2 separate regions of the Homo sapiens genome follow, and region 2 is linked to region 1. A link is an interaction called in ENCODE POLR2A ChIA-PET data of the cell type or tissue named here. Cell type or tissue: Panc1. All regions are shown on one strand. Each heading gives the region's core, and the rest is flanking DNA. Links, peaks and the distances in the headings are about the cores only.

The links. Peaks named below come from ENCODE experiments on the same cell type or tissue, not always from the same donor. Only the 100,000 strongest peaks of a DNase experiment are listed, where the experiment ranks them.
Region 2: POLR2A ChIA-PET joins it to region 1 with 6 read pairs; 1 of 35 experiments calls an interaction of 5 or more read pairs at or near these places.

What each region holds. Positions count from the first base shown.
Region 1 is chr3:172,041,860-172,044,781 of GRCh38, reverse strand. All of the region lies in intron 1 of FNDC3B (fibronectin type III domain containing 3B), which reads right to left. Among named protein-coding and RNA genes, the nearest start is that of FNDC3B, 3.7 kb to the right of the region's middle. In Panc1, for the core only: no CTCF peak of the experiment used is centred there; no DNase peak of the experiment used is centred there; H3K4me3 peaks cover 1,847 bases; H3K27ac peaks cover 2,376 bases.
Region 2 is chr3:172,465,382-172,468,303 of GRCh38, reverse strand. No RefSeq gene overlaps it. Among named protein-coding and RNA genes, the nearest start is that of GHSR, 18 kb to the right of the region's middle. RefSeq lists a silencer at 779-979. In Panc1, for the core only: no CTCF peak of the experiment used is centred there; no DNase peak of the experiment used is centred there; H3K27me3 peaks cover 331 bases.

The DNA of each region.
Region 1 (2,922 bases), core at 423-2,922:
CATATGTCATGGGTTAAATCATGTTTCCTATATTTGTCACACTCACTAGGACACTATAATTCTATTTATAACATGGTTCTTATCCTGAAAATAGTACAGTGGTATCTTATCCTTGAAAATAGTACAGTGGTCCCAATGGTCAGGAATGGGTATGAACAGGATGTTTCAGTTATCTGAACAGTCTCAGTAACTGACGCCTTACCTGCAGTTGAATTAACGATTTTCAAAGAGCTGGAAGCAATGTAATTCACATAACACTAAAATAACATAGAACAATTCAAAGATAATTTACAGACATAGGTCCTCCAGGATATGTCTAGAGTTAAGACTATGAACTGCAATTATCCCAGGACAGTACCATAACTATGGAAGATACAATAGATTCAGATATATTTATACTGAACCTGGCAGTTGCCTCTTAAAAATCCTAATAAAAAGAGATTACATTATAATTTGCCTTTTCCTGAGGGTAGCACACCAAAAAAAAAAAAAAAAAAAGAGTTGGAATTTTCACTATTCCATACAAAATCAGAAAGTTGTTGAAATTCCTTTTAGCAAATGAAACTCTAAAATTCAATGAATTTAAATTAAATCCACTAATCAGAAAATGATTTGAACATCTGCCATCGGACAGATCTTTCTTACTGTTTTAATCTTACACATATTCTTCCCAATTCATGGATGAATCCAATGTGTTTGATATTTGATTTCTATACACTGAGAGTAAAAGAATAATTTTAATTCTTCAGGTTACTTCTGCAGCTACATAAGGAAAAGTGAGTAATGGTTTACTGATACTTACAAAGTCTGAAAAGAACTGTCCAATGAACGGATGGACGCGGGTATGAGAGGATCGTTTTTTTCAGCTTTCTATTAGTGACTTTTCATATTGCTTCCTATTTGTACTCTTATTACACTAAAATAACCAACAAGTTCTGACTACTTTTTCAGCAATTCCTATGCACAATTCCTATATTAAACCAAAAAAGATACAATTTAAAGATTTTTCCACCAGTTTTAACTATGACATGTAAACATTGTTTTTAAAACCAAAGAGTTAACAAATAATGTGCGTATTTTATCCACTCTACATATGAAAGCAAAGTTGAGCTATAGCTAACTCAGTCTTTAAATTCCATTTAAGGGCTGAATGTAACTTCTGATATCGTAGAAGAAAGAAAAATGAACTAAGAGATCTAAAGAGCAGTATGCAGCCTGGACAACCTAGTGAGACCTGTCTCTACAAAAAAACAATAATAATAATAAATAGCCTGGCATGGTGGCGTGCACACCTGTAGTACCAGCTACTGGAGAGGCTAAGGGGAGAGGATCACTTCAGCCTGGGAGGTGGAGGCTACAGTGAGTGAGCCAGTGATCATGCCGCTGCACTCCAGCCGGGGTAACAGAGCGAGAGTCTGTCTCAAAGTAAAATAAAGAGCAATATGACCAAGCTACATGTGAAAGATTTGGGAGTCAAAAAGTTCTACACTTTGCTCTCCAATATGGTAACCACTAGCCACAAGTGGAAATTTAAGTTTAAAATAATTACAAGTAAATAAAACTTAGTCCGGGTGTGGTGGCTCACGCCTGTAATTCCAGCACTCTGGGAGCCCGAGGCGGGTGGATCACCTGAAGTCAGGAGTTCGTGACCAGCCTGGCTAACATGGTGAAAACCCGTCTCTACTAAAAAATACAAAAAATTAGCCGGGCGTGGTGGCAAGCGCCTGTAATCCCAGCTACTCGGGAGGCTAAGGCAGGAGAATCGCTTGAATCCGGGAGGCGGAGGTTGCAGTTAGCCGAGACCGCGCCACTGCACTCCAGCCTGGGCTACAGAGCGAGAATCCATCTCAACCAGCAAGGCGGAGGTTGCAGTGAGCCGAGATTGCGCCACTGCACTCACTCCAGCCTGGGCGACAGAGCGAGACTCCATTTCAAAAAAAAAAAAAAAAACTTAAACTGTTGTTCCTCAGTCCACTAGCTACATTTCAAAGACTCAGTTACATGTGGCTTGTGGCTGCTATGCTGGACAGCACAGACAGAACCATTTCCAACACTGAAGAAAATTCCATTGGATGACACCATTGGTAGCTACGTGATCTTATGCAAGTTACTCTCTCTCTGTAAATCTCAATCCCCTTGTTTGTAAAGTGTGCATAACACAACCTAAATCGAAAATACTAGAATTTTAATGAGATAATGTATAAAAGCACAGGAATTAGTGCTTAGTACACATCAGATATCCCAGAAAGGAGCTATTAACACAATCCTGTATTAAACTTTCGTCTATAATGGTGACCCTCAACAAGTCACTTTCCCTTCCCGGGCCTCATTTTCCAAACTGACAAGTGTGGTAAGTTCTTCTACTTAGCTCCTAATGAACTTATCCATCAAATGCTACCAGGTTAAATACTGAGCAAAAGGAGCACAAACTCCTACTGAGTGAACTGCTACCTAGCCTCCAAGGGCCTAGAGCTTCCTCACAGATCCCAAGCATTCTTCAAGAAACCGCAGAAGACTGGCTCTCCAATATAACCCATCGTCTGATGTGAGCTATTTATAAAGTCTGTATTAAAAGATTACCGGAATATCTTTCTGAAATTGTATATACTGTAATTAGAAGCTACAACCTCCTATTTCATGATGAGATCCTGCAGTTTTAGCATCTTTTAAATGAACGCTATCCTTACAGATGAATTTTTTTTATCTTAAAGTAATTTAAACCACAACACTTTAAAAGCACGTGTGAGTTTAAAAACAATTTTGTAATGACTGATTTTTTTTTTAATCAACTATGCCTCATTCTCAGCCAGCCTGTGGGTGCCCCTCTGGTATCTAAACAAAGTGAGAATTGTACCTTCATGGGTGAGGTCCTTTTGCAGGGCCAGAAACATGCCCAGAGACTTTATCCTCGTTAACAGCTGC
Region 2 (2,922 bases), core at 95-2,594, 420 kb before region 1:
AAGCAGGGCTGGGGCGGCCGGGAGCAGTGACTCACACCTGTAATCCCAGCACTTTGGGGAGCCGAGGGGGGCGGATCACGAGGTCAGGAGATTAAGACCATCCTGGCTAACCCGGTGAAACCCCGTCTCTACTAAAAAATACAAAAAATCAGCCGGGCGTCGTGGTGGGCGCCGGTAGTCTCAGCTACTCGGGAGGCTGAGGCAGGAGAACGGCGTGAACCTGGGAGGAGGAGCTTGCAGTGAGCCGAAATCGCGCCACTGCACTCCAGCCTGGGCGACAGAGTGAGACTCTGTCTCAAAAAAAAAAAAAAAAAAAAAAATGCAGGGCTGGGGCTTCCAGGGTATTTATTCTGGGGTAAGAGCATGAATATTAAAAAATAACTGGGCAATGCTATTCCCTTTTTCCTGATTTGAAATGGCAGCCTCAACACCTGACGATTTTTCAGGGAAGGGTAAAATACCATGATGATGTCTCTTAAAAGAAACAAGAAATTCCCTACATGGAGGTACCAGTGGTTTGGTATATTTGTAACTAAAATAAATTTGGGGAGATATAAAATTGAATCAATTAGGACACTTTCAGCTTCAGTTCACAGAAACCTCATTTCTGATGGGGTTACACAGTAAGAAAAGAGATCCTTCACGGGAAGTCCAAAGGCAGGGCATGATCCATGGTTGGTCGATTTGGCTCTTTCCATCTTTTGGTTCTACCTTCCTTAGTTAAGCTTCATCCTCAGGCTGGTGGCTGTAGTGATTTCAGATATCACACAGCCATTCCAGGCAGTGGCCAGGGGCAGACCAGCAGCTGCTTATTAAGAGTGGGAGGAATTTTCCCAGATGTCCTCAGTATACCTCCTCTCCATACTGGCCAGAGGTGAGTCATAGTTCATTCTTGAGTCAATCACTGACAGGAAGATTGGCTTAGTAAACATCTAGGGTGTGAGAATTCTTATTGTAGGTTTGTTTTCACTGTGATTGGAAAAACCAATTTTCTCTTACCTCTGTAATTCTAGCTAATCTAAGCTAATCTAAATCAGAGGTCAGCAAACAAATCTGACTCATCACAAGTTTTGGTAAGTAAAGTTTTATTGGAACACAGCTGCATCCAATGAGGTTTTAGGCAGGGGAATGTCTGGATTAGATTTGTATTTCCCAAAGATCACTGGCTGCAGGTGGCAAATAGATTGTGGAACAACAGTGGACAGAGAGAGATCAGTCCCTTGGGTATTGTAGCAGTTCTAGTGGGGGATTTGGAGGCATTGGTGGTAGAGATGGTGAAAAGTAACTAGAACCCTATGTGAACTGACTGGCTTTCCATGAAACATTTAAACTACCTTCAAGAAGCTTATAATGTAATAGAAGAGGTGACTCACAAGTATAAAATCACAGAAACAGTGTATAATTGGGAAATAAACTGAAAAGTTCTAACTCTGAGCACTACAGGAATTGAAAGCAGGAAATGTTTCAGGACTCCAGGGGTTAGGTCTTGGGTGGAGAAGCCAGAGGCAAGAGGTGGTGTGACGGTTAATACTGTTTCTTTTATTATTATTATTATTATTATTTTCTCATTTTATTTTATTTATTTTTTTATTATTATTACACTTTAAGTTTTAGGGTACATGTGCACAACGTGCAGGTTTGTTACATATGTATACATGTGCCATGTTGGTGTGCTGCACCCATTAACTCGTCATTTAGCATTAGGTATGTTTATTGCGGCACTATTCACAATAGCAAAGACTTGGAACCAACCCAAATGTCCAACAGTGATGGACTGGATTAAGAAAATGTGGCATATATACACCATGGAATACTATGCAGCCGTAAAAAATGATGAGTTCGTGTCCTTTGTAGGGACATGGATGAAGCTGGAAACCATCATTCTCAGCAAACTATTGCAAGGACAAAAAACCAAACACTGCATGTTCTCACTCACAGGTGGGAATTGAACAATGAGAACACATGGACACAGGAAGGGAACATCACACACCGGGGACTGTTGTGGGGTGGGGGGAGCGGGGAGGGATAGCATTAGGAGATATACCCAATGCTAAATGATGGGTTAATACTAAGTTTGAACTTGATTGGATTGAAGGATGCAAAGTATTGTTCCTGGGTGTGTCTGTGAGGGTGCTGCCAAAGGAGATTAACATTTGAGTCAGTGGACTGGGAGAGGCAGACCCACCTTCAATGTAGGGTGGGGTGGGGGGCACCATCTAATCAACTGTCAGGGGGGCTTGAATAAAGCAGGCAGAAAAAGGTGGGAGAAGCCAACTTGCTGAGTCTTCCACCTTCATCTTTCTCCCGTGGTGGATGCTTTCTGCCCTCGAACATCAGACTCCCAGTTCTTCAGCTTTTGGACTCTTGGACTTACACCAGTGGTTTGCCAGGGGCTCTTGGGCCTTTGACCACAGACCGAAGGCTGCACTGTCGGCTTCCCTACTTTTGAGGTTTTGGGATTTGGACTGGCTTCCTTGCTGCTCAGCTTGCAGACGACCTATTGTGGCACTTTACCTTGTGATCATGTGAGTCAATACTCTTTAATAAGCTCCCCTTCATATACACATCTATCCTATTAGTTCTGTCCCTCAGAGAACCCACCCTGACTAATACGGGGGGCAAGAGGCAGAACAGTGAAGGAAGGGACCTATAGAGCAGAGATGGTTCAATGGGAGGGAGGGACAAATATTGCTACATAGGCAAGGTAAGGCCCAATTATGAGAACTCTGGAAGGCCAGAGTTTAAAAGACTTGATGTGAGATTAAACAAGGAGCTATTACAAATGTTTATACTGCCTGAGAAGGATAGAGATGAAAGCAAGATTTAAAGAAGTCTAGTTCTGCCAGATTTTTGTGGTTAATTAGACCAAGAAGAACTTGCTGCCCTCATGGTTGTTGAATGAGGGACTGGACTTAGAAATGG